Regions from separate parts of the Homo sapiens genome. Here region 2 is linked to region 1. A link is a loop called in an ENCODE intact Hi-C map of the cell type or tissue named here. Cell type or tissue: left lung. All regions are shown on one strand. Links, peaks and the distances in the headings refer to the core of each region. The heading gives the core; the rest is flanking DNA. Region 1 holds the start of LOC124904174 (a long non-coding RNA gene). Region 2 has its middle 91 kb from the start of FOXD2.

What was found. Peaks named below come from ENCODE experiments on the same cell type or tissue, not always from the same donor. Only the 100,000 strongest peaks of a DNase experiment are listed, where the experiment ranks them.
Region 2: a loop joins it to region 1, with 4 times the contacts of the local background. A loop is called at or near these places in 16 of 110 quality-filtered maps.

Annotation. Positions count from the first base shown.
Region 1 is chr1:47,690,528-47,699,311 of GRCh38, forward strand. It overlaps LINC01738 (long intergenic non-protein coding RNA 1738), which reads left to right. Exons shown (of 3, transcript XR_001738040.3): 2 at 3,668-3,707. LOC124904174 (a long non-coding RNA gene) reads right to left here and starts at 3,901. Exons shown (of 2, transcript XR_007066067.1): 1 at 3,561-3,901; 2 at 1-569. In left lung, for the core only: no CTCF peak of the experiment used is centred there; no DNase peak of the experiment used is centred there.
Region 2 is chr1:47,524,841-47,533,624 of GRCh38, forward strand. No RefSeq gene overlaps it. Among named protein-coding and RNA genes, the nearest start is that of FOXD2, 91 kb to the left of the region's middle. In left lung, for the core only: CTCF peaks have their summits at 2,976 (motif pointing right) and 4,837; no DNase peak of the experiment used is centred there; H3K4me3 peaks cover 116 bases; H3K27me3 peaks cover 1,507 bases.

The DNA.
Region 1 (8,784 bases), core at 202-8,201:
CATGCTTATTTATTTTATGATCCTCATGGGCTGGGTTTACACAGATCGGACAACATGTGGATTAGATAATTTGCTGGGAATTAACAGCCTCCGATGGTTATCAGTCTTGGGGATTAAAGCTGGGTTGATGACGATGGTTCAGTGATGAGTTGATGATGTTATCCATGTCCTCATCGGGGTTCAGAGAGACGTGGTGGCTCATCACCCAGTCATAAATCCCCACCGGGACAGCATAGTGGAAGAGGATGGTTAGGTATCAACTGGAGATTAACACTTGGGATTCTATTACATTTAGGAATAAACCAAAAGCAAAACAAAGTCGGCTTCAGAGTCAGCCTGGTAATTTAGAAAATATTGCCTTCGGAATGAATTCATCCCAAAGCTCTGTAGAAGAACTAGCCGAAGATAAACAATTTAAATATGAAACCTCCTGCTTTTTATTTAAGCACTATAAAGACAGAGTCTGTGCAGTGACCGCCAAAAGACGAGGCTATCTTCCTTGAATGATCTTTTCTCCAGCTCAGTTCCCATGCAGAATCTCCCAGCCCCAGGATCACGTAAAGCACCTCCTAGGGGAGGGAGCAGCCTGGGTTAGAAATGCTCAGAGATTGTGGCAATCTTCCCATAGATGAAGCATTGAAATCAACCGCTTTTGCTGCTTTCACATCTATTCTTTTATTATTATTATTATACTTTAAGTTCTGGGATACATGTGTAAAATGTGCAGGTTTGTTACATAGGAATACACGCGCCATGGTGGTTTGCTGCACCCATCAACCCGTCATCTATATTAGGTATTTATCCTAATGCTCTCCCTCCCCTAGCCACCCCCTCCACCCAACAGGCCCTTGTGTGTGATGGTCCCCTCCCTATGTCCACGTGTTCTCATTGTTCGACTCCCACTTATGAGTGAGAACATGTGGTCTTTGGTTTTCTGTTCCTGTGTTAGTTTGCTGAGAATGATGGTTCCCAGCTTCATCCATGTCCCTGCAAAGGACATGAACTCATCCTTTTTTATGGCTGCATAGTATTCCATGGTGTATATGTGCCACATTTTCGTCATCCAGTCTATCATTGATGGGCATTTGGGTTGGTTCCCAGTCTTAGCTATTGTGAATAGTGCTGCAATAAACATACATGTACATGTGTCTTTATAGTAGAATGATTTTTAATTCTTTGGGTGTATACCCAGTAATGGGATTGCTGGATCTAATGGGATTGCTGGATCAAATGGTATTGCTGGGTCAAATGGTATTTCTGGTTCTAGGTCCTTGAGGAATCGCCACACTGTCTTCCACAGTGGTTGAACTAATTTACACTCCCACTAACAGTGTAAAAGCATTCCTATTTCTCCACATCCTCTCCAACATCTGTTGTTTCCTGACTTTTTAATGATCGCCATTCTAACTGGCATAAGATAGTATCTCACAGATCTATTCTTTTTTTTTTTTTTTTTTGACAGAGTTTTGCTCTTGTTGCCCAGGCTGGAGTGCAGTGGCGCGATCTCAGCTCACTGCAACCTCCGCCTCCTGGGTTCAAGTGATTCTCCTGCCTCAGCCTCCTGAGTAGCTGGGATTACAGGCATGTACCACCATGCCCTGCTAATTTTGTATTTTCAGTAGAGACAGGGTTTCTCTATGTTGGTCAGGCTGGTCTCAAACTCCCAACCTGAGGTGATCCACTTGCCTTGGCCTCCCAAAGTGCTGAGATTACAGGCATGAGCCACTGTGCCTGGCCTGACACATCTATTCTTAATAAACCATTTAGTTTAGAAACTGCAAAGCCACACAGCTAACCAAATTGCAGTGCCCAACTGGTTCTAGGAATACCATTTCGATGTAGCCGAGATTTTTCCAACACCGAAATGCGTGCCGGAGAGGTAGAGGATAGTCAGGCCAAACCCGCCTGCCATGCTGTGTGCCTTTGGGCAAGTTAGAGCTCCTTTCTGGTCCCCAGCAGGCCCACCCACAGATAGGTAGTTGGATTAAATAATCTAAATGTGGGAGCAAAAATATTAGAAACAGAAAAATTACAATTTGGCTTTATTCCTTTTCGTGAGTTGAATTTCAAATTAGTTAGGTGAGTATTTCTATTTATTTTAGAGGCAGTTCAACCAAGATCTGCTATTTTCATGGCTCTGGGTTTTGATTTCAGATGTGAAACAACAAAACCATGACCCCAAACTTCCTAGACTGTTGGCTGCAGCCATTGTACACAGTTTTCAGTGGTGTGGCATATTGTTAACACAAATGACAAATGTCATTACCTCCTCAATTCTGAAAGAAGTAAGAAAAGAAATGGGGAGTGAAAACGAGCTAATGGAATAGCACACTAGGTGTCAAGAGGCCTCATTCTATGACTCTCAGTTTCCCCATCTGTAAAATGGGGAGCGGGTGGAGGCCGGAGAAATCTAGAGGTTGTCTTCCGGCTCTGAAACAAAGTTTGAGTTTCTGAGGCTTCAGCCCTGATTCTAAACAAGGGTGTTGGGTGTGTTGTGCTCTGTTGCATCCATCTGCAGCTCTGCAGGGGCCACCCCTACTGATTCTGGAGATGGGAGGGGTGGGGCTGAGGAAAATGGAGAGTCTTTACAAAGGGCACAATGGTAAATCCCCGATTTCTGGACAAGTCCCTTTCACTGTGAGCCTGAAAGGCCAAGGAGGGGTGGGCAGGGTGAATGGGCTTGGGGGTGGGTGGGTGAGTACCCTCTTGCCACAGCCCCATTGAAAGTTGGTGGACCTGTCAGCAATGAAAGGAAGTGAGTTAAAGAGGCAAGTGAGGGGGCTGTGCTAGGGGCTCAGCAATCCCCCGACACGGATGAGGGACAGAACCGCAGCCTCGGTCCAGCCCACGTGGACTGCCTGGCAAGGCTGCAGGGCACAACGGGTCCTCCATTGGGACTTTCTGCCCTCTTGATTTGAATCCCAGTTTTAAACCTGTGACAATATTGTGTGTCCTTTCATGGTGGATTTGGCCGGGATTTATGCCTGAAACTCATGGAACTGCAATTCTCTGGAAAAGCCGAGGCTGGTGGTGAGGTTGGGGAGTGGGGCTGGGGTGATTGCAGGGCTCGGACCAGTCCATTTCATCAAAATATCTAATCTGGAAAGCTACACACCAACCAGCTCCACATCCACAGCTGACCGTGGCCGACAAACAGCCTGTCAGTTGAGTCCAGCAACGGGTCAGTTTAGATGAGCAACGGGCCAGTCCAATCAAAGCAATCAGTTCAGTTATAAAAATGGTAGCGGGGAAAGGAACAACAGAAAAACAACAATACCAGCAGTTCCGTTTTTACAAAGTGACCGTGCAACTTTCTTGACTATGTACAGGGAAGCAACCAAGCGGTTCCCCAACACAAGCTCAGCCTTGTCCGGTCAATCACTTGGCAGGTCTGGAGGTAGAAGCATTCAGAAATGATCCTGTGGTCCAGTCTGACCCCCTGTCTCATGCCGTGGAACCTCAGAATTACGACATTGTCAGAACTGGTAGAGTGGGGCTTGGGATTCATGCAGCCTCACCCCTCCTCATCCCAGGGGTTACAAAGAGTCTAGGGTCCTTACCAAGATGCCATGGCACTTCAGGAGATTCCGCTTCTCTCTCTGAGCTGAATGTCCCTCAGTGGCAGCTAGTTCTTCCTTGTGTCTAACCAGAGTCTCTCTCGCTGCAGGAGCAGCTTGGATGCTCCTCCTCATGGCCAGTCTCCAGAGGTGAGTGTGCTGGGATCCTGGCCTGGGGGTGGGCTGGTGACCCCTCTTCCCTGAGGTAGCAGAGGCCTGGAGGGCCGTCTCTGTGTTTGGTGAATAAACATCAGAGTCCAGTTGCCGGCCTGTCACTCTGCAGCCTTTCAGCGTGTGAGAGGCCAGGTGGGCCAGAGGGAGTTCCCATGGGCGGCATATGAAGAGGCCGGGGTCTGCGGGGGCTGTGGGGGGCTGTGGGGACTGTGGGGGCTGCAGGGGCTGGGGCCCAGGCAGGTCTGCTTTGGATAGCCAGTAGAATCAGCTTTTGCAGGCCATGGAACTTCACACCTTTGAAAGGCTCCAGAGCGGCCCACAGAAAAAATAAACCGTTCCTCCCATCCGTGGCAGATCGGCCATCCTTAGGGGCTCCCGGTCATGCACATGGAAACCCTGTAAAAGGGCCCAGTGTTTCCTTTGCCACTCCCTGAAAGGATATGGGCTGAGTCTTGCCATGGCTGCTGGGGTCGGGCAAGAGTGCTTCATCCACACCAATGAGGCCTGGGGCCCAGCCCCACTCCCCTGGGACAGCCACCCCAGCCTCTGAGCCTTAGTTTACACATCTGGCAAGCAGGCATTAAAAAAAACCCACCTTAGGGTTTTGTGTGTGTGTGATGGCAGAATAAGGCATATATGTGTATGAACATACTTAGCACACAGTAGATGCATGATCAATGTCTTCCTCCTCCTGCTGTCTATGGAACCTAGAACAGGTCGGATTTCCTTTAGGAGCCACAGTTCACTTTCCCGGAAAGTGGGGTAGCATCTACGTGTGTCAGGATGAAATGAGACAAAGGGCTTAGCACAGGGCCTGGTACCAGAAGGTTCTGTTATAGTATAATTTCTTTTTTCTTTCTGTTCCTCCTCCCCTCTGGGTCTCGGGGACATCATCTTATAAATGGGAATGGTAATACTTTCTTGACCTACTAGGTCAAGAATGCTGAGGATAAACGCAATGCTACCAGCACTTGATGAGCTTCATTATGCTGCAGAACCATAGGAGAGACTAGATCTCAAAACACTTTGACAGCAAGAAGAAAGATTACAAGGCTTAGAGAGTCCTAGGAGTATTATGACAAGACTTAGATGAGGACATGGCTCTTGTCTCATCGAGTGATGGTTCAGGCAGGAATGTTGGGAGTCTTAAGGAGAAAGAAGGGTCCCTGCTTCTTGTTGGTACCAGGGAGGGCTTGCTGGAGGCATGGTTTGTCCAAAGCTATGGAGCTCTGTCTTTTCATGGGTCTAGTTTGTTGCAAATGCTTGAGGCCTAGGCTGCTGCTGGCTCCCAGCAAGTTGGGAGATGTCCCCAGAAGTGTCTGTGGTCTCTTGCCTGGGCTTTTCAGAGCTGCAAAGAGACAAACTAGGACCAAGGGGGTTAGAAGGAGCGAAAGTAAGAGCAGATCCCAGTGTGAGCTCTCCAGCCACAGAGCTGGCTGTCTCCAGTGGCAGTGAGCTCCCTGACACGGCAGGTGCCCAGCAGAGGCTGGAGGACCCTGTGACAGGTACTGAGGAGAGACTGTGGCAGTGGGTGAGGGGTAGGATTATCTGAGAGATAGGCTTGGAGTCAGGTACCCTGGGCTCCTCCTGTTCAAGCTTTGCAATTTACCCCTGTGACCTTGGATTAGTCTCCTACCTTTGCAAAGTTTGTTTCCTTATATGTAAATTGCCTGTAATTCCTACTTCCAAGAGTTGTTTTGGAGATTAAATGAGATAATGCACATAAGGTATTTAGTACAGTGTCAGAAACTTGGGGGCTCTCCCTGTCACAGCTTAGATTCTAAGATCTTACAGGCTGAAATTTGTAGGGGAAGGTTAAGATCCTATTCTTTGAGGATCTGGAATTATAGGAAATTGAATCCATTTATTTAACAGGTACTTATTTAAAGCTTATCCTATGCTGAATACTTTTATATGGGCTTTATAAATATTCATTGAGTCTTCACAACACTATGAGCTAGGTACTATTCTTACCCCCAGTTTATAGATAAATAAACTGAGGCAGAGAGAAGGTTAAGTAACTTGCCCATGGTCACACAGCTAAGGAAGTGATAGAGCTGAGATTGAAGTCTGGTTCCAGAGTCTATGCACGAAGATTCTAAAACCATGAGACTTTAAAACCATTCCATATTCCTAAGGTTACAGAGAATTTGAGATTATGGGACTTATATTAATAATTGCAAATGTCCAGGATGAAACAGTTCTAGGGCATACTTTTTCTGCAAAGGACCAGGTTGTAAATATTTTCCTTTGGCTTGGCAGGCCATAAGGTCTCTTGTCACATTACTCAACTCTGCTGTTGTAGCCATATCTAAACAAATGGGTTCCAATAAAACTTTATTTACAAAAGCAGGTGGCAGGTGGATTTGGCCCTTGTGTTATAGTTTGCTGATCCCTGTTCTTGATGCATTGTCTGCTCTGCTGAGCGCCTTGGTGGGGGCTCCCTTCAGGACTGAGCCCCAGAGGAGCCCAGCTGTGCCCCTCATTTGGAGATGCAGAGGGGTCTGCGGGGGCCAGGCTGGCTCCCAGGGTGCGGGTGCCTCTGAGTGTGGCTCTCCCTTTCTGTCCTAAAGAGGCTGTTGAAAAGGCTCCTCTCTCCAGCAGTGGCGCCTCATTACTCATGGTTGGAAAACAATGTTAATTTCCCCCAAGCGGGAAGCAGCTGCACTTGTGAGCCAGGGCTCATTTTGCTGCATGAATATTTATGGCATGTCCCCTAATTAAGCTCAGAAATAAAATTTATCCTGCTAACAGGGTCCACAGAAGACTGGAAGGCCATGTCAGGAACCAGCCTCTTATGCCTGTGAAGTAGGTTTGTCAATGAAACATTTGTTTCCAGAGCCACTTGGCCAGGGACAGTGTCCACAGTAGCATTTCCTGGAAGGTCAAGCACCCTTTGTGTAGTCACATGCTTGTGCAAGGGGACACCTACACTACCTTGCTGAGCAGTGATGGATGGCTATTGTCCCAGGCCTGCATGTGGTGACACAGAGGTGACTCTAGGCCAGAGCCCTTAGCAATACTTCTTTTCTTTTAGCCAGTGTGACTCAGGTATTTTCTGATTGGGTGTCAAAGGCCACTCCAGTATAAATAGCCCAGTGAGAAAGCGCCCTGGAGTGGGAACCAGGAAAGATGGGTTTGAGTTGCTCCCCTGACACTGATTCTAGCTGACCAGGGGCCGGCCTGCCTGCTCTCCCAGCCTCAGGCCCCCATTTCGTTAAAATGATGGCGGACTGTCAACATCATGTAGTTACTGGGAATCATGGGAGACCATGGAAGATAAAGTCTTTTGGGGAATGATTCTCACCATGATTTGGAATTTCCTTTACCTCCAGGCCCTCCCTCCCTTAAATCCCCAGAACCAAGGAAAGCCTAGGCCTAGGCCAGTAACCTTGAGGGCTTCCGGAAACCATAAATCTTGGCCTTTCCTTGAGGGGTCCTATCTCCAGAGAACTGCCTGGGCCCTCATATCCTCTTCCACAAAGCCAATAAACCAAGCAAACACCATAAAGCTCCTCACCCCACCTGAGCTTTCCCCCACGGTCAGAGTCGGACCTGGTCAAGAGTCATGAGTTTCAGAACATGGCTATAAAATTGCACGTGGCTCCTCCCCATTTCCTTTCCAGAATGGAACTTACCTTTGCTTTCTCTCTTCCATCCTCTTTTTGATAAGTTTCCTCTTTAATTTCTTTCCAGCACCTGAGAGATCCCATCTTGCGTTCCCAGCCTCACCTCCCAGTTGCTGGTGGGGGCTTGGAGAGGAGGATGCTTTCCTAAGGCAGGTCCGGGGGTGTAATCAACCAGGGGCCTTGGCAACTGGCACACCTTGTAAATTCAAAAGTCAACAAGATGTGGAAGCAAAGGAGACCCTGGGGCTGGAGAGGAGGAAGTGGGGAGGTGAGGGTGGGCCTTATCTTGTGAAGTCGGTCAGGGGTGGCTTCTGTGCCCTCTGCCTCCCCTGGTGGGGCCTGCCCCACCCCCTGGAGCCTGGAACTTCCTGCTCTCATTCTTCACCTTCACATCCTGAGCTCAGAACTGATCACAGCTACAGCCTGGACCCTGGAAGGGGCCCTAGAGGCTTTCTCTCCCACACCCTCTCACTACAGATAGGGAGGCTGAAAAAACTGGGAGGGCCTTGCCCTAGGTCAGTGTCAGAGTGGAAATAACACTGGGCTGGGGCCAGGAGACCGGGTCTCTGGTTCTTGCCTGGGCTGAGTCCAGACCTCAGTTGCAGACTGTAGCCTTACCTCTAACCCCTAGGTTACCATGAGATGGGAGGAAAGATCACAGCTTCTTAGGGCCCATCTCAACCACAGAACCATATGAACCACTTAATGGCTATTTGCATCCGGGACACACTCTTCACTGAAAAAGGATGCCATGATCTTACCAATTTGGAAGTTTGGTGCAGTGGGCTTATTAGAGCACTGTAGCAGAGGTGTGACATTCACAAAAGTCACTTTAACCTCTCTGGACTTGAGCTTCCTCATCTGTAAAATGAGGATAATAATCCCCCTCGCCCCCCTCCACCCACTGCCAACTATCCCCTCAGCTTCTGATGAGGGTCAAAGGAGATACTGATTCAGTCTTTTGTTAGATGAATGTGTTTACATGTGAAAGAATAAATATTAAAATTATACCTATTGTTTTGTTATTATTTGGTGTTTACTCTCCTTCCTGGCTAGCCAGAAAGAGCTGGTGTTTTTTGAAGACCTAAGCCCGGGAGCAAATTTTTCCTGGTCAAAGAGGCCAAGAGTGGGCCCAGGATCTCTGCCAGGACCTGCCAGGGCCCAGAAGATTTGGGGAGGGGAGCTGCAGCATTAGAGGGCTGAGACCCCTTTATCCTTGATTAGGTCCAAAGCTGTTGGGTGGAACTGTGGCACCTGCAGAGTTAACCGCGTCCATGGTGTATCATTGCGCTAAGACAGGCTTAGAGAGAGCTCAAGGGGCCTACATTTAAATACACACCTTTCTGTTTCCACAGCTCATGTATTTTAGGGAGGAAAATTTAATCCATATACTTTTAGTTCATTTGCATTAAAGTCATCACAAA
Region 2 (8,784 bases), core at 161-8,160, 170 kb before region 1:
TGCTAATGGAAAGGATCCTTGTGTCTACAGTTCTTAGCTTCTGCCTATCATAAAAATTGTGGTGTGCTGATTACTTTCAGGGAACTTTGCATGCATTGATAAACTTATTTAATTATCACAATAAACCTGTTGTGGCATTATTGCTATTTTGTGGAGGAGGACTATGAGGCGTAGAGAGGTCAATGACTTATCAAAGGTTGCACAGCTGTCTGTCACAAAGCTAGGACTTGAACTGCGTTAGATCTGTTTCTAAAACTCTTTCCAACCAACTCAGGAGGTGGTGAGTTCTTGGTCCCTGGGAGTATGTAAGCAGAGATTGAAATGCCACTTGTCATGAAGAGAGTACAGTCCAGGAGAGGGTCCCTTCCTCTTCTGAGATGCTAAGATTCCAGGACTTTTGCTTCTGATTCAGATATTCTATTATTGACATGTGTCTCTTGGGAAGTGCAGGTTGGGGTAAATGCCTCAATGGGGTCTGGTTATATGAGCAGGCAGGAGTCCTGGGTTACAAGGAGTGGGGAGAAGGGGCAGGAGGGTGTCACACTAGTGAGAAGTAATTAGGTAATAAGTTCCCCTTTCCCCTTTCTGTTCTTGCTGGTTCTTCCTTGCTGCCCTGGGCTGTTCTCTGAGTCCCAGATGGGCAATATTTAAAAATACATTCTGTTCTGAACAGAAATGTTATCAGGGTTGCAATGTGCTCTTTGCATATGGCAAAGAAACAAGCCCAGGGCTGAGAACAGAAGTGCTGGGTTTAACCTTGTTGCTGCTGCAGGTTCATGGTGTGACTTTGGGGAAATGTCCTCATCTGTTTAATAAGGGGTTAAGGAAGCTTCCTGCTGAGGACCTTTCAGGTCCTGATGTTCAGTTCCTTGAAGCAGGCTTGCACTATGCTTTGCAATGTGTGTTGAGTCATGGCTGTACTCCATAGTAAAGGCAGAGTGTGGCAGGTGTTGACTGTTTTCTCCTGCTCCTGCCAGCCCCAAGTCCTTTGGTCTCATGTGCCTCTCTTCTAAAGACTCATCTTACCTAGGAGGTGGTTCCAGAGAAGGAAGAGGGCTGGGTAGAGTGGAGTTGGGAGCTCTCTGTCTGGGTAGCAGCCACAATCAGAAGGAGACTGGCCCATTCTGAGCTTTCTTGGGCTGAGTGGCAGCCAGAGTCAAGCCCTCTGCAGACTCTGCAGAGCTATTCAGCTTATACAGACGTGATCCACCCTGCTGGTGACTGGTGGGGGATTCTTTTAGACTAGTGGTAAACAAGTCTAAATTGAATGATAAACAAGAAGGTGATGCTGGGGCATATGGTATTTGCATCAGTTATCTATTTCTCCTTAACTGGCTACCCTGAAATTTATGACAACACCATTTATAAAGCTGTGGGTTGGCAACCAGGGCTGGGCTTAGCCATTTGGTTCTTCTGCTAGTCTCAGTTGGGCTTATTAGGCATTGTGGCAGCCAGTCTCCAAGATGATCCTTTATGATTTCTGTCTACTGGTATTCACATCCTTGGGTGGTTCTCTCCCACACTGTAGCATGGTTGCACTCTGATCACTAGCAAATAGTGGAAATGATGGTATGTCACTTCTGAGATTAGGTTATAAAAGACTGCACCTTCTGTGTGGGTCACTCTCATTCATGCTTTCTTGTTCTCTCAGATCAATTACTCTGGAGGAAGCTAGCTGCCAGATTGTGTGCAGTTCTATGGAGAGGCCCACATGGTGAGGAACTAAAGCCCTTGCCCAATAGCCAGACGGGAATTCAAGCCTGCTAATCATCAGGTAACTGAGCTTGAAAGCAGATTCACCAGTCCCAGTTTAGCCTTGAGATAACCAAATTATCTGCAACCTTGAGATGTTTTGAGCCAGAATCATTCAGCTAAACTTCTCCCAGATTTCTGACCCTCAGAAACTGAGGGAAGAAATATGGTTTGAAGCTGCCTTGGGGGTAATTTATTATGCAGCTATAAATAACCAAGACACTTATGCGTGTGATTAGATGACAGTGATGGCCATATCCACATACCTGGCAGTTGGCTGGCTGATGGCTGGGGTGACAAGGGTACAAGGGCCACACATCTCTCATCATCCAGCAGGCCAGCACTGGGATTCTTCACATAGTGGTAGTCACAGTCTTCCAAAGGCAGCAAGAGTAGGTAAACCTCAATGCATAAGCACTTAACTTTTTTTAAAAATTTCAATAGTTTTTGGGGTACAAGTGGTTTTTGGTTACATGGATAAGTTCTTTAGCGGTCATTTCTGAGATTTTAGTGCACCCATCACCTGAAGTGTGTACACTGTACCCAATATGCAGTCTTCATCCCTCCCCACAACTCCCCCCATCCCGAGTCCCCAAAGTCCATTGTATCATTCTTACACCTTTGCGTCCTCCTAGCTTAACTCCCATTTATAAGTGAGAACACTCGATGTGTAGGCACTTTTAGAGCCTCTGCTTGCATTACATTTGCTAACGATCCATTGGCCAAAGCATATCACACGGCCAACCCAGATTCAAAGGTGAGAAAATAGCCTCCATCTCTTGATGGAATAGGAAGAATTTGCGGTCACTTCTGCAACTGTAGAACATGAAGCTGATGTAACATCTCTCATTACTCTAAACACTCCATCCTTCTCTACTGTTTCAACAGTCTTCCTTTTGTTAGACTCTGTGTCTAAATTAACAAATATTTATTGAGCAATTGTCACGTGGCAGGCGTTTTCACAGTCAAGGCCTTAATCAATACCTAAAAACAGCCCTTGCAAGGTAATCCACTTCATGGGTGAGGAATGGATGCTCAGAAAGACAAGGTGATCCTAATCCAGCTCTGGGGACTCCGAGTGTGGTGTTAGTTATATTTTCTTTGTCAAGATGCCCAGAACTCTCCATTTAACTTTTTATTTTTCCGGACACACAGGTAGAATATGTGGAGGCTGGTCCCTGGCTGGCTTCTCCCCAACAGTCACTGGTTGGGGCTAAAGGGGATCAGCCTGGGGCAGGAAGATTGGGCAGAATGAGCAGACTCTAGGGGGCGACAAAGGCCAAGGTGACTCCTCATTGCTACCCCATGCTCCTTTCCCTCCTTCCTTGCGTAGGTCTATCCTTAGAGAAGAGAAAGATGTTGCCCGTCAGGAGACAAAACATTCATCTTCAGGCTCTGAGAAACAAGGGGAAGGAGGGAGGGATGGAGAGAGAGAAGGACGAGGAGGAGGAGGAGGAGAGGAAGAGGGGAGAAGAAGAAGAGAGAACAGACGGGCATAAGAAGGCAAAAATAGAGGGAAAGCAATAAGACATAGAAAATTAAAGAGATACAGAATCATAAAACAGAGAGGGGGGAGATAAAGAGAAAAAAGAGCAAGGAAATAGGAAAATGAGCCCTAAAGACAGGGATAGAGAGAGACAGAGACAGGAAGATAGAGATGCCTGGAGAGATAAGGGAAACAGACAGAGAAGGGATGAAGAAAGAGCGAAAGGAAGTCAGGCTAAAGATGACGGTGTGTGGAGGAGAGGGGTATGGCGGGTGTCAGTCACACTGTGTGACCTTAACTAGGCCAGGTCATCTCTCTGAGCCCCATTTCCTCATCTATAAAAAGGAGCTGTCTTCAGGAACTGTTGTGAGGATGACATGAGAAAATACATGCAAGCACTCTGGAAATAGTAAAGTACTATACAGGTGTTCATTAGTATTATTGGTAGTATTATCATTATTGTTATTATTATTATGTCATGGTTGGGAGAACTTAATGCTAGAATGAGTGTCAGAACCCAGGGGCTAATGAGATATTGAACACCTCTTCTCTGAAGAGCAGCTTAGTGTCAACTGAAATTGGAGTTTCTTGATACTAAGGCACTACAACTTGTAAGATGCCCTATTGATTTAATTACACTTTGGAGTCGGGGAGAATTGCACATTAAAAATACACACTTAAGAAAAATAACTGACAACATGCAGTTGTTTCTACAACTGGTCACTTTTTTTTCAGGATCACAATCAGTGTTTGAGGGTATAATGGAACATCTCTATTCTGTTGAATTCCTTTAGGTCATCAGCAATTATGCAGAATATCATAGCTATGGTGCTGTTTTTGTATCTCATGGATGTGAACTTTATTTCTTTAAAATTAACAGTATGATCTCAAGATATATTGAATAATATTGGTATTTTGTGTGCATTTCTGCTTTGAATAAACACACAGTTCCCCTTTCTGTTCCATTATCTGCATTGCATATTTCTGGAAGTTAAATAGCTTTTATTGAAAGTTAGCTGGACGCTCTGATAGGCAGGTGTTTAGTGCTCAAGTTATAGGACCTGAAGGATCAATTTGACAGAACCATCTCAGAAAATTCTCTGATATATTCAGAGAGCCAAGGCAAGTTTAACTGCCAGTTACTGCACTGACTGGTGGGTAACAGTCCATCTCTTGCATAAACACCAAATTTATTTTTGCACCAAATTTAATATTTTTGTGGTACACTTAGAGCAATAATTAGGGATCTAAATTTAACAGTCAATCTGTATATTATTATCGTTGTAGATTACACAATTGAAGTAACATTGCATAAACATGAGAGAACTACCTGACAACTTACTCTTCCTCTTGGAGGCTGACCCACTATTGTAAAACACATTCTGTTTTCAGAAATTCTAAAGTGTAAAGAAGAAAAAATACAGGAAATGCTAGTGGCCAAGAACAACGGAAATGGCCTGGGGCAGCTTATTGATAAGAGAGAGAAAGCCAAATGTTTTGAAAAGGTCCTGATTATATCTAGCATATTAAAACAATTCAAAACTGGTATTTGGGAATTTTTGCCTCATTTGACTGAATGAGATTCTATGCCTGCAATACTTCTTGCTGCCACCAGGTAGTGATAGTGTCTAAAATAGCTTATGTGTCCAAACTATAATCTTCCTTTTGTGGCCAGTTAATCTCTGTGGCCAGCAATTTATGCACTGTATCTAATCAATTACTGTCCCCTCCCCTCCATTAAAATACAAATTATACTATATTAAGCAACATTTCTGGAAGCAATGTAACACAGTGCTCAGTCTGCTTTGAGCCATGGTTCTGGCTAGATTGAGTAAATTTGCTTTCTTATCTCAGGGTAGGAAAATAACAGTAGTGCTTTCTAGGACTGTGATATAGTCATCCCTCAGTATCTGAGGGGAGATTGATACAAAAATCCACAGAAGCTCAAGTCCCTTATATAAAATGGCATCATGTTTGCCTACAACCTACAGATATAACCTCCAGTGTACTTAAAATCATCTCTAGATTACTTAGATACCCAATACAATGTAAATGCTATGTAAATAGTTTTTACACATTTGTATTATTTTTATTGTTATATTGTTATGTATTTATTTATTTTTTATTTTCTGGAATATTTTTGATCCACTGTTGGTTGAATCTGCAAATAGGAACCCACATATAATGAGGGCTGACTGTATTTTGTATTCATAGAATACTTCCCACCTTACCAAGAGCCCCTCTTTGACCGTGCACCTCTAGGTGCCTACATACCCTGGTGTAAGGTTAATGTTTATAGGTCAGCTGTTAGCTGTGTTGGGCAGGGAGCATAGTTTATAACTGGACTAACCCCTTACGTTGGTAGATTTATTAATCCATACTTAGACAACAGTAGTAGCTCTTATTTATTAAGCATTAAGCATGTACTCAATACCCATTTCAATACCAGTTTCAATCCTTACAGCAATCCTATGAAGTCAATATCATTACTATTCTCATTTTACAAAGACGGAAATCCCCAGGGTTCTGGGAAGATTAAATAAGTTAATGCATAAGACTTGCTTAGCTCGCTGGGCGCAGTGGCTCATGCCTGTAATCCCAGCACTTTGAGAGGCCAAGGCAGGCAGATCACTTGAGCTTGGGAGTTCGAGACCACCCTGGGCAACATGGTGAAATCCCATCTCTACAAAGAACAACAACAACAACAACAACAACAACAACAAAACCAGACTTGCCTAGCAGAGTGCCTAGGATGTAGCAAGTGATCATTATTTATAGGGTGTATTATTACAGATGAGGAAACAACAGCTTAAAGGGCCAGCTGGGGAGACAGGCCTGCAAACTGAGAAGTATAAAGCAGCAAAGTACAAGGGACTGGATAAAAGCACAGACGGGTTGGGTGCAGTGGCTCACACCTATAATCTTAGCACTTTGGGAGGCCAAGTCATGTGGATCACCTGAGGTCAGGAGTTCGAGACCAGCCTGACCAACATGGTGAAACCCTGTCTCTACTGAAAATACAAAAATTAGCTGGGTGTGGTGGTGGGCACCTGTAATCCCAGCTACTTGGGAGGCTGAGGCAAGAGAATCACTAGAATCCGGGAGGCAGAGGTTGCAGTGAGCTGAGATTGCGCCATTGCACTCCAGGCTGGGAAACAGAGCGAGACTGGTCTCAAAAAACAAAAACAAAAACAACACAGATGATGGGATAATTAATTGGGGAAGTATCCAAGAAGGCTTCACAGAGGAGGAAACATTCAAACTGGACCATAAATGACAAGTAGGGGTGGTGGCGTATGTTGTTCATTCCCCATTTTGTTCTTCTCTTCTTCCTTTAAATAACAGAAATATTCCTCTCAGATTTAGCAGGACACATGGCCACTTAGTTAGAGATGATAATTATCATCCTTCTTTGCAGCTAGGTGAAGCCATGGGACTGAGTTTCTATACTAACTAAAAGCAAGTGGAAGTGAAATCGCTTGCCACCACTTCCCATGGCTGGAATGTGGCCATGATGTGAGTGAACAAGTTTTGGCCATAAGGAGATGGTGGGACAACAAAATAGAACGAACCTGAGCCCCCAGATGAGCTTGGTGAGCACATCTGTCCCATTCACCTTGGGCCACATGCCTATCTTCAAGCCATTACATGAGAAGTGCATAAACTTCTACCCTATCTGAACTACTGTATTGTTGGCTCTTTTGTCTGAAGCCCATTATTTAGCCAGAAGCCTAAATAGTGCACCAGGTAAAGGAAAAGGAAGACTTGTAAGGCAGGAGGAACAGCCTGTCCGAAGACATAAAGAGTGAAAGAAGTTAGTTTTAGGAAACGTTCTCACAGGATTTTGTTTTTTGTTTTTTTTTTTGAAGATCAAATGAGATAATAAATGTATATAAAATCCTTAGTAGAGTACCTGGCACATACTAAGTTCACAATAAATGAAAGTCCCATTTTTTTTTTCTGTGTGATACAAATTACTTCTCAGAGCCTCATCTGTAAAATGGGGGTAATGTCACCTGTATGATGAAAACAGAGGTCTGAACCTTTCTACTCTAAAATAGTATGAATAGCTTGCAGAAATTCTATTGGGAGCAAGGTTAAAAGGAAAACAATTATCAAGAAACGAATGAGTACCCTGCCTTTCACTGATTTAAATAATTTACTTTAACAAAACCTCTGGTGCTCTCCATCTCTACACTTTAGCTAACATTGGTCCTATTCCTTCCTCCTAAAAATATTAGTCATTCCTTGAATGAGTTGTGGATACTCAGTGCTCCAAAGTTTTCATAGGCAGGTTTCTCAGGGCTTTCTCCTCCTATTCTCCTAACTCCTATTCACCTCACAAGACTGTACCAACATCACATGTCCTGGGGCTTCCCTGACCTTATGGGAAGATCTGCCTGATTCTCTTTATGCGACAGGTACTCCACTAAGGCCGTACACTCTCTCTTATTGGTTTAGGTGTTATTTTCACCTGCCAGACTGTGAGCTCTTCCAGGGCAGACAGCATGAATGTTTCATTTTTGTTTCTTCAGCACCTGGCCACAGTAGCTGTTCAGTTCTTATTACTGAATAAATGAGGTGTTCTCCGGCAAACATGTAGGATCAGTTAGAGTGTGTATGTGTTGGTGGGGGTGTGGGGAGGGTGGAGCACAGAGGATTTCAGGGCATCAGAAGGGCAGATGTAAAAAATGAACACGTCTCTCATCCACACAAGTCCGGGACTTTGTCATTTAGACATTATTAGGGGAAAAAGAAGAGGTAGTCTGATAGAATGGAAGCTATCTAGTTTAAGAAACAGGAGGCCTGATTTCCCTCCAAACTTGTTCAGGATTCATCTGTGTGACTTCAGTAAGTGTCCTTCCCTCTCTGAGCCTTATTTTTGGCGATTCCGTTTCTGGTCTTCCAGGAATCTAGGCGTCCTCCAGCTCTGAGATTCCCAGGGGCCTATTGGCCTCGGGGAGAGAATAGGCCTGGCTTTCAGGCCACATGAGGCTGTGACCCACAGCTGGCACTGGTCACCTCCGCTGTCTCCTCTTCCTCTCTCCTCCTTCCCTCACACCCCCTTCCTCCATCCTCCCTCTTCTTCCCCCATTGTCCTCCCCATCCTTCCCTTCCTCCCGCCTCCTCCCCTGGCTCCTCCTCTCCCCGTCCGGGACTCGGGGGGAGGCGCGCTGGGTGGTCCGGCAGCCGGGGGCGGGCGGTAGCCTGCAGGCGTAATTGGCATGCACGCCGTTGTAGCTGAGACCGCTTAATAAAGCATTACATATCTCACCGCTTCCATATTTCATTACCTCACGCGGAGCCTGTGAGAGGGCCCTAATGGGAGTCAGCTGTGTTTTTACTTTCTGTTGTCGGCCGGGACGGGTTTCTCTGCGGATTCTTTGAAATGAAATAATGTGATGCACGCCGCGATAAGGGCCGGCCTGTAATGAGGCCCAGGCCGCCGGGCGGCTGCTATTGCTCCAGGTGTCGCGTATTTGGGCTGCGAGGACAAGGAGGAGGAGGGGGCGGCGCCGGAGGATCGGGGGGGAGGGGGAAGTCGC